Linked DNA regions of Homo sapiens: region 1 is linked to region 2. A link is an interaction called in ENCODE POLR2A ChIA-PET data of the cell type or tissue named here. Cell type or tissue: PC-3. All regions are shown on one strand. Each heading gives the region's core, and the rest is flanking DNA. Links, peaks and the distances in the headings are about the cores only. Region 1 overlaps LINC-PINT (long intergenic non-protein coding RNA, p53 induced transcript). Region 2 overlaps LINC-PINT (long intergenic non-protein coding RNA, p53 induced transcript).

What was found. Peaks named below come from ENCODE experiments on the same cell type or tissue, not always from the same donor. Only the 100,000 strongest peaks of a DNase experiment are listed, where the experiment ranks them.
Region 1: POLR2A ChIA-PET joins it to region 2 with 18 read pairs; 23 of 35 experiments call an interaction of 5 or more read pairs at or near these places.

What each region holds. Positions count from the first base shown.
Region 1 is chr7:130,888,357-130,893,851 of GRCh38, reverse strand. The region is part of intron 6 of LINC-PINT (long intergenic non-protein coding RNA, p53 induced transcript); the gene reads left to right. Among named protein-coding and RNA genes, the nearest start is that of MIR29B1, 14 kb to the right of the region's middle. In PC-3, for the core only: no CTCF peak of the experiment used is centred there; a DNase peak (open chromatin) is centred at 2,221; H3K27ac peaks cover 3,807 bases.
Region 2 is chr7:130,941,876-130,947,090 of GRCh38, reverse strand. LINC-PINT (long intergenic non-protein coding RNA, p53 induced transcript) reads left to right here. Exons shown (of 8, transcript NR_170176.1): 6 at 1,256-1,371. Among named protein-coding and RNA genes, the nearest start is that of LINC00513, 31 kb to the right of the region's middle. In PC-3, for the core only: no CTCF peak of the experiment used is centred there; DNase peaks (open chromatin) are centred at 3,310 and 4,790; H3K4me3 peaks cover 2,676 bases; H3K27ac peaks cover 4,104 bases.

The DNA of each region.
Region 1 (5,495 bases), core at 220-5,219, 53 kb after region 2:
TCCAGAGAAGAGAAAAATGTGGTTGCTTTTGAAAGGAGGTTTTTTGTTTTGTTTTGTTTTGTTTTTAAACGTCTAGCTTATTCATTACACCAGCGAATAGCAATGACCTCAGTCTAAAAAGCAAGTTAACCATCATCTCTCTCCTTGCCTGGGAAAAGAAGCCTTTATCTAAGTAGCCAAAAGATGGGCAAGGCTGACCACCCAGTCATTTCGGCTGATCAGGATTTTCCAAAAAACAAAAAGCTCTCTGTTTTCACAACTGAGTGACAACTCTTAGGAAATACTACCAGCTTACTCAGTTTGAGTAAGGCCATGGAGAAGTCTGGTGACAGTCAGTTGCCTGGATGCACATGTTACACATGGCTAACGATGCTGTCACCACTGGGAGCTTTCAGAATTGGAGAAAATAACACCGTGTCTCTTGCTTTCTGAACATGGAATTTTTAACTTTTTTTTTTTTTTTTTCTGGAGACAGAGTCTCGCTCTGGCGCCCAGGCTGGAGTGCAGTGGCATGATCTCAGCTCACTACAACCTCCACCTCCCGGGTTCAAACAATTCTCCTGCCTCAGCCTCCCAAGTAGCTGGGATTACAGGTGCCCACCACCACGCCTGGCTAATTTCTGTATTTTTAGTAGAGATGGGGTTTTGCCATGTTGGCCAAGCCGGTGTTGAACCCCTGGCCTCAGGTGATCCACCCACCTCAGCCTCCCAAAGTGCTGGGATTACAGGCATGAGCCACCCCATGCCCAGCTGGAATTTTTTAACTTAAAAAAAAAAAGTTTCAGTGTTTGTCCTTACCCATTATGTGCCCAGTTAGTTCTATACCAGTGAAAGTTCCCCCCAAAAGAAAAAGAAAAAGAAAAAAAAGACTGTCATTTTCTTGAGCAGCTTTCTTGAGCTCTGTGTGTGTATGCCTATGTCTGGGGCATACACAAGGACTCTGGCAGGCCCACTAAACTCTACCACGTAGTTGCCAGATATGCTGTAAACTGTCACCTGGAAGTTGGGATTTACTCTTTTATTTTTCTGTTTATTTTGCATGAGTACTGTATGTATAAAAAAGTAGCCACATATGGATGGTCAAAGGGTTTCCTAGAAATATGGATAGTCAGAGGGCTTCCTAGAAATATGGATGGTCAAAGGTATCCTAGTTTTTCAGGTAAACTCCACTAGAAACCAGAACCATATCCCAATTCCATAGCCTTTATTATTTCAGATCAATAGAAGCAGAATCAAAATGCATTTGGAGCTTAGAGGTCAATTGATTTGGAAACCACTCCGGTGCAAAGAATCTCTAGATTCATTGATTTTGGAGTATTGTTTAGGGGAAAAGGACTTTAAAGGCTGGGCGGGGAAGCTTTATTCCTTTTTTTTTTTTTTTTTTTTTTTTTTTTTTCAGAAGACATTTATGAGTTTATTGATTTGGCACATTTCCAGAGGACAATTCAGTGACATATACCAACATGTACAACAGATTCATCTTTTGACCCAACTTTTTCACTCTTTTTTTTTTTATTTTTTTTTATTTAATGTTTTTTTTTTATTATACTCTAAGTTTTAGGGTACATGTGCACATTGTGCAGGTTAGTTACATATGTATACATGTGCCATGCTGGTGCGCTGCACCCACTAACGTGTCATCTAGCATTAGGTATATCTCCCAATGCTATCCCTCCCCCCTCCCCCGACCCCACCACAGTCCCCAGAGTGTGATATTCCCCTTCCTGTGTCCATGTGATCTCATTGTTCAATTCCCACCTATGAGTGAGAATATGCGGTGTTTGGTTTTTTGTTCTTGCGATAGTTTGCTGAGAATGATGGTTTCCAATTTCATCCATGTCCCTACAAAGGACATGAACTCATCATTTTTTATGGCTGCATAGTATTCCATGGTGTATATGTGCCACATTTTCTTAACTTTATAACCTGTGTGGGGCAGGAGAATTAACCTGCTTTTGGATTAGAGGCTGCAAAAAAGCCAGTTCTGGTGACCACACTAAAAAGATTAATGAGCACTTAGCACCAAATTAAATACCCCCCTGCCCCCGCCTTTATGAAAGTGGAGTTCATAGTACAAATGTGACAGCGTTAAACATTGAAGCCATTCGAAGGAACCTGGGAAGTACTCAGGCACCGATGAGTTAAAAACACAGAGACATCCAGTAAGTGAGTTCCCGCTGGGCACGGGTCTGTTTATCTTGCCTTTCTGAAGTCAGAGCCAACATTCTTAATGGTTTTGAATGATTCAGAATGTTTCTTTTTTGGCAGGGCCAGTTTCCACGCATGGGCTTATGACTAAAACCCCTTAGGTGAGGTCCAAAGCAGAAACCAGCCTCACACTTAATGTCGTATTTCAGAATCATCTTATTTTAGAGCAAAAGGAAAACTATTAAATATAGCTTGCTTATTTCAGACATGAAGGGACGGAACCAGGGAGGCTTTGGTCAGCCAGAGGTCACAGGACTGGAGAGAGAGGCCAGCCCGAGGCAGACCTCTGGGTTCTGGGCCCAGCCCTCCCTCCTCTGCACCACACAGCTCTTGTCCAGACCTCGGAAGGAGGTTCCAGCGTGGCCTCAGCCTCCCGCTGGAAGAGGCAGCTTGCCCTTTGAGATCGTTTAGAAAACGACTTGGGTCAGAAAGGAGAACTTCATTTTTACAAAATGAAACAAATCAGTTATTTGCCATAGACAGCTTTTTCAAAATATCCTTTGCCAGTGTGTCGTGAATGTATTAGCTCTGGGACAGAAACAAGAATAATAACAATTCTATCTACTATATGCCAAAAGAAGAGACTTGATATACTTCTTTTTTTTTTTTTTGGATGAGAATGAACTTATGCCACACTAGTTCTTAATAAAACAAACTGAATCCTTACCACAGGAGAAAGAATTGAGCAATGTTCTAAGAACAGGCTGTCCTCTTTGGGGCACTGAGTGAATGTAATATTTAGAAGATGCCCTTGAAGCTCACAAGTGCCTCTTGGGATGGAGTAAAGGGGGAGAAACGGCGAGAGAACTCGGACAGAGAAGCTGTCCATGGGAGGAGAAGGCCTTGGGAAGAGCCATCGACTCACCCCCTTCCTGCTTGATTGAGGACTTTGGGAATCACAGATGCCATAGGAGAGAACCCATTTCTTCAAAGCCAGGAGGTGAACCGGCCCACCCCTGCTGTGCCCACCACACTACAGCCAGTAAGGGTTCTCCTCTGGACCTGAGCCACTGTCCCCAAGGGCCAGAAACCAGCCATGTGTGGCGTCCCCAGAAAAGGACATGAGCAGGTACTCAGCCCCGCCACACACATTTGTCTAAGGAGAGAAAGCAAGTCAGCGAAATGGGATCTGCACCAAGATCTCTGCACCCAGGGAGCTGCTGTGGAGTAAATCCTATTTTTCCAGGTGGTGTTTAAACAGCTGTCATTGATCACTTTGCTTTTTTTAATTGATTATTTCGAAACGTGTTTTCCCCCAAAGGATGTTAGTATGTCATAAATATTCAGTTAAGCAACTCCAGGATGATCTTTTAGTAGGAGGAGCTGTCTTTTGGTCCTAGTAACACTAAGTGCCATTTTTTCCCTCTTCTAAGCCCATGGAAACAACGTGGAGGAAAAATGATTATATATTTAGCTTCTAGCATGATTTTAGAGATAAATGACAGCCACCTCCCAGACCTCATTCCCAACACCTGTATTAATTTTTATTTTATTTTTATTTTTTTGAGACAGAGTCTCGCTCCATCACCCAGGCTGGAGTGCAGTGCTGTGATCTCTTAGCTCGCCTAATTTTTGTATTTTTAGTAGAGACGGGGTTCCGCCATGTTGGCCAGGCTGCTCTCGAACTCCTGACCTCAAGTGATCCACCTGTCTCGTCTTCCCAAAGTGCTAGGATTACATGCATGAGCCACTGCGCCCCACCTTGTCTTTATTTTTAAAGTAGGCAATTTATTTTAATTTTTTGTGTGTGTATGACAGGGTCTCGTTCTGTCACTGGAGTGCAGTGGCACCATCAAGGCTCACTGCAGCCTCAACCTCCTGGGCTCAAACGATCCTCCTGCCTCAGCCTCCCAAGTAGCTGGGACTACACTCACCACCACACCCAGCTACTTTTAAACTTTTTTGTAGAGACATGCAGTCTTGCTGTGTTGCCCAGGCTGGTCTCGAACTCATGGCCTCAAGCGATCCTCCAGCCTTGGCCTCCCAAAGTGCTGCGATTACAGGTGTGAGCCACCATGCCCAGCCCAGTTTATTTTTAAAAGAGCTACTGGCTGGGCGTGGTGGCTCACGCCTGTAATCCTAACACTCTGGGAGGCCCAGGCGAGTGGATCACCTGAGATCAGGAGTTTAAGACCAGCCTGGCCAACATAGTGAAATCCCATCTCTACTCAAAATACAAAAATTAGCTGGGTGTAGTGGGGCATACCCATAGTCTAGCTACTTGGGAGGCTGAGGCAGGAGAATCACTTGAACCTGGGAGGCGGAGGTTGCAGTGAGCCTAGATCGCACCACTGCCTCCGGCCTGGGCAACAGAGCAAGACTCTGTCTCAAAAAAAAAAAAAAAAAAAAAAAGCTACTGAAGAGAGGAGTTTCGCTGTGTTAAGACCACTGTGCGTCCATAATGGCCTTCCCTCAGATCTCTCTTCCAGGGAGCTAGGGCTGTCTACACATGCTCCGTAGAAACAAATGCACATTTTCTACACGGGAGTGAATTGGAGAGTCGTGGTGGTGATAGTTTAACTGAAATCTACCTTGGATTTTTTTTCTTCTCTGCTTTATATTTGTTTAAAAAAGCATGATCCAGCAAATGCATCAAATTAAAGCTGTGGGTACAGTTCTCCTAACAGAAAATCACACAGTAAGCTGGGACAATGGAACAGAAAGCAGTGGGTATTGTTTTCTTCTTAAGATTTTTATATTCACATTGGATGAGAATGTCTCCTAACCCTCCCCTTGCTGTTGTTCTTGGAATGGGTACCTTATTCATGGCCTCCTTACATAGAGGGAGCAGATTCAGGACAGAGGCTCTGCATGCTCCTGGGTCCCTCCTAAGCGAGCACTCCCCTCCACTGCTCCTCCTGTTCGGCATGCTAGATTTTCTGTGCACTTGCAGTCATACGGAAACTGGCTTCCTTCTTAGCTGTGCGTGTGAAAGTCACCCCAGTGTTTCACCTGCAGTGTGAGTGTAATTTGGGGTCCCATGACATGATCATCTTCCTTTTGATTTCTAAAGCTAGGGTCAGGGAAGGGGACTCGTTTTGAGCCAAAGGGCATTTTAAGGGCATCATTTCATATGTTCACTGTCTGCAGCCAACACTGCACTCTAGACAAATGGGTACCTTTATGTCCCATTTATTAAGACATCCTGCAAAAGGGGCTCCTGGCCCCTGTGGGAAGCTTGAAAGGAACAGACCATATCCTGTTTCTTTTTGCTCATACCTCTGTGGTGAGATCTTATTCTGACCCCATAGTCTGGTGCCATACCTGTGGGTCCCTGTATCTCCTAG
Region 2 (5,215 bases), core at 216-5,215:
CCAGTCTGGAGACCAGCTTGTCCCTCCCTTCTTCTTCACTTTCTTTCTTACCTGGCAACATTAGTATCATGTTTATGTATGATTTTATATTCAGCATTTGCACCCAATATTATATTTTGTCATTTCCAGTATCATGAAGCATTCTTCAAAAATCATGATTTAAGCGTACGAATTTTTACTGTGATCTGTTTAGTCACATGCTCCATTCCATCTTTGGATGTTTAAGTTGTTCCCGATTTTATGCTTTTGCTAAGTATGTCCTTGCCATAGTTATCTTCCTATGTATCTACGATTATTTCCTTAGGAGATATTTATAAACATCTTAGGAGTCAAAACAGTTTTAAGGCTGAAAAAATACATATATTGCTAATTTCCTCAAATGGTTGTCTCACCTCACTTCATGAGCTTTCCTTTTTTTGTTGTCCATCTTTGTGATCGGTGAAATGAATTTCGGTGTTTGCTCATGAAATCGAGCATTTTTTTTCATATTAATTGGCCTTTTATATTTTTGTGTGAATTGTCTGTTATTACATTTTACCTTTTACATTCAAATACTATACAGAATATTATCCTGTTACAGCTATTTTATTTTTTGCTTACCTTTTTATTTATTTAGAGACAAGGCCTCCCTCTGTCACCCGGGCTGGAATGCAATGATGCAACCATAGCTCACTGCAGCCTGGAACTCCTGGGCTCAAGTGATCCTCCAACCCTGGCCTCTGCTAGGACCACACATATGTGCCACCATGTCTTGCTAGTTTTTAAATTTTTTTGTAGGAACAGGATCTCACTACATTGCCCAGGCTGGTCTCCAAGCCTTGAGCAATCCTCCTGCCTCAGCCTCCCAGAGTGGTGGGATTACAGGTGTGAGCCAACACACCTGGCCTTTTTTTGCTTACCTTTCAATTCTGTTTGCTGTTTTTTGACATATAGGGGTTTTAAATTTTGTTGCAGTTGGATTACATTGCCTTTTGTTACTTTTTTCATTGCTTCTATAAAGCTAAATCTTCTTTTCCCATTCCAAATTCAGAAATAATTTTCTACTAATTTAGTTTTCTTCCTTTTTTTTTTCCTTTTATATTTAGCTCTTTAATCTCCACAGAATTAATTCTGGTGAATCTTATGAAGTAGGAGTTAATTTTACTTTTTCTAGAATATTATCTGGTTCTTGTGTTTATTCAGAATCCCAGTATAGCTGTGACATGAACCAAAACAAGTGATTTTTCTTATTTTAGTGCTTTGATTTTCCCATTAGGAAAAATGAGGAAGCTGTGAGTACCAGTGGAAGGAACGAGCCAGGAAGAGGGACTGGAACCATCTCAGAAGCCATGCCCCTCAGGCTGGAACTTGCCCTGTCTCCTCGCAGATGAGGTAGGAGGCTCAGCACGGGCTGGTGGGAGCAGCCCACAGCAGCAGTGAGGGTCAGTGGGCCTGTGAGTTAAGAAGAAGGTGGCACAGAGCGAGGGTCTCTGGATCCTGACTGTTTGACTTTTCCATGATTAGGATAAGTAGCCAGGGCTTGGCTAGTTGGAGAGTTACTCGAACCTCAGGTGACAGTTGTAAGGCAGCACATAGTGAAAAAGAGTCCTAGCCTGGGAAAGTCCAAAACCTTAGGTCTGGTTTCAGTTCACTCACCTATCTCTGTGACATAGCAAAGTCTGTTAATTTCTCTAATTTTCTGATTAGTAGTATAGTTGCAGGAATGAAATAAAAATGGTCCTGATTACTCAGAGATTCATTTACTGATTACTCTTTTTGTGACCTGAATAAAGAGTACAACATCTCTCAAAAGGTAACAATATGATGTTTCAGGAAATTAGAGAAGTTAAGAGACTTTGCTGTATTTACTATACAGATAGTTGACTGACAGCTGAGCCCGGACCCAAGATTCATTTATAAAATGAAGGAGTTGAGAAGTACATACTCTGAGGTTTATCCTAAATAAACTGAAGTCTAGGCAAGTGGCTGAGCTAGGTTTGCCATGAATCAATCTGCTGAGTATATTTCTTGGTAACTAGTTCATCTTTCCTTAATTCAGTCAACAAATATGATATCAAGTTTAGTAAGATGATGACAGTTGTCATGTAATACTCCATCTGGAAGATTGTATGCTTCTCAGCTTCCCTAACTTTTCTTAATCTACCTTAAGCTTCCTTTCTGAAAGGTTTCTGTCTTTCCTAACAGTCTCTTCTTTCCGCCAGCTACCTCTTGTGTTTAAGAATTAAAGGAAGATGAGCTAGGAATCAAGAAATACGCAGAACTGATTCCTGTCACTGGCGCCACCCTGCCACTTGCCCAGAGCTGTGGTATAAATTTTTTTAATAGGCTGAAATAAAAATATGAATAGCATTTTGGTATTAAGCATTAAATTGATAAAGGCTATGAGATACACCTGCTCTCAACCATGTTAATTTTTTATTATTGGTATTAATAAATTATTACTTACTAACATATTAACAAGAATTGCATTGAGAAACAAAGCATCCACAGGCCAAATCTTCTGAATTTCAAATGTTTATATTAATGCGTTGTATTCTAGAAAAGTAGAATTGTCTTAAGTAGCTTTGTAATATAAAGTCATCTATCAGCCCATTACACCTATTAGAATGTTTTAACCTTTATTTCCCACTTTTTTGTTTCTAGACTGAGTGTACTTGGTCTGGTATTTGTGGCATAACTTACGGAACACATAAGAATGATACAGATACTATTTAATGATGACCTAATACAAGCTTAGATAGCTAAGGTGAAAGCTTCTATGGCCTTAACATTTTCCTCTTGAAGAATGTATTTTCTGTAATAAAATACAGTGGCTACTTGAAATCTATAAACTTATGTGAGGTCTGGATAAATCTGAGCAACTTTCTTCTTTGTGCTCCAGGAACCTACGCACTATATATATAAATAAAGCTTAAGTAAACATCACTGCAATCTGTGTTTTGTTTGATTATATTACGTATTGCCTGATCTTTAAATAATGATGAAAAATAGCCTTTAACATAAACCATGAATGGATATGCACTTGAGGGAAACAGTTTCTTGGATAATTAAACTTTAATTTCTCACCGTGGATTCCTTGGATCTTGTAATATTTTTTAAAACAGTCCTGGGGATTTATTTTTAAGGCGTCCAAATGAATTATTAGTTCTCAAAAGCCATAGTATATTCATGGGTCGATATATCCTCAAAACACTATTTTTAAACTGCTTAGTTTATTTTTCTTAGCGTGCTCATCTGCTGCATAATTTTCTTTGCTATGTATGGGTCACATGCTTCCTCCCGTCCATAACTCACGCACTTAAAATTCTCACTTCCTGATTGAGCCATCAGATTACGTAAAATGTAAATCAGCCTGAATACCTAGGAGCAGGAATTTTAAGGGAGAAAATGCCGTTTTCTTTTTCTGTGTCATTATTAACCCTTAAATATCAGAGTGAGTGTCTGCTCACCTATTTGTATTTGGAAACGAGATACTGTTAGGGGTTTTTCTTGGCCCTTCCCTTTCAGATTGAATCAGACTTTGCTGCTTTCCTTATACAAAATAATGTACCAACTAGATAGACGGTGGGAGTGGTATCGTTGCAGGAATGAAACCAAAAGGGTTCCGATGATTGAGAGAGATTCATTTATTTTTTAACTCTTCTCATGATCTGAATGAAGAGTACAGCATCTATCAAAAGGTAACAACCTAATATTTCAGAATTGCAAGTGGCCATTTAGCCTTTCTGCTGCCTGATATAAATGAAAGTAATTCCTAGCAGGCAGGATGACACTTGTTTTATCACGAATCTGACAATCCAGCACATTTTCTCAAGCAATTTTGAAGTTGTCGTAGTAACAGCATGGCATTTGGAGGGTCTTTTTAGTAGTTCTTTAGCTAGAGTTAATTAATTGTATTAACTCTGGATGTTTTTCTTTTTACTCCTCTTTGACAAACAAGGGCTATAATTGCTCAAATATGTATTTTGTGTTCTATATTTTTTGGTGACTATAGTTTAAGGACGTGATGTTTTTAAGTGGTTTCAGTAAAAGGTTATCAGTTGATTTCAGACACATTAAACTTGGGTTTTTAATTTCTCTGTAAAATTCCACTATCATTGTAGGACCAGGATTTAGTTTTATTTAAGAAGTGAATCTGGGGAGATATTTGCACAAATTGAATTGTGGCTTGCTTCCAGTGGTTGCAACTATCCGTTGCTTTGATTTTGGTGTATTTAGAAAAAGAACTGGGGAATGCAGAAAGGGAAATGTGTCAGGCTTACAGGAGAAAATTGTTTCTTTAGAAATGCAACAGGCAGGCACACCACCAAAAGCATGTTCCATAAAAGAAAACAAATAAATTTGATTTTGTGAAACTTAAGAATGCAGTGCTCTTTGAAACTCTAAAATATACTTAAATAAATTCTCCCCTAGGAAGATTTGTGGGAACTTTTTATTGGTGGAAAGTAGGTTGGAACTTCTAGTATTAATAGTAAAACTCTGTGGCAGAAATTCTTGCCAATATGGCGGTTGGTGAGAAAGGAATCCCGTTTCTTGGGCAGGGAGAGGGTCAGAAGAAAGAATTGTCTGTACTCAGTCTGGATGCCGGGACTTAAAAAGTATCAGATATACAATGCTTTTGTTTTCTTGTATAAGTGAACAGAGAGATGTGACACTTCTAAAAGGTCTTGTGAGTTTTGTGGGTTTAATGCTAATGCCACTATCCTTACTGTTCTGTGAGTATTTGTTCAGCCACGGGTGATTCAAGAGAGTTGGGGTATCAGCATGTGCAGCCAACAGCAGTCCAGGTGCTAATGCACCACCGGTGATGTCAGGAGTTACGAGACAGCGGTTTCCAAACACTGCAGTAAACAAGGTCAAAGTGTCCCGTTTCGCTGGAAGAAGTTTTGTTTTTATGAGCTGGACAGTACATGGATGAAGTAATTTTTCAAAACAAACTTTAAATTTATACATGTGTTTTTTTTCTTCTTCTCTTTGGATTAAAATAAATTGGCCCGTTGAGATTAAATAATGGTTATGTTTTTAAGCAGAATTATATTTCATATGTTTTTCCAGTCTTTTATTGATTTTCTGTTTTTCACAGAAGAAATGAAAATAACTTCTGATGTAGGGTTTCTTAAATGCAGTTTGAGAGAGCAAGATAGGAACCAGTACTTTCAAAATATGGCAAGTGCAAGTCACAATCCCTAGTAAGATATTCCTTCTCATTTTGTGC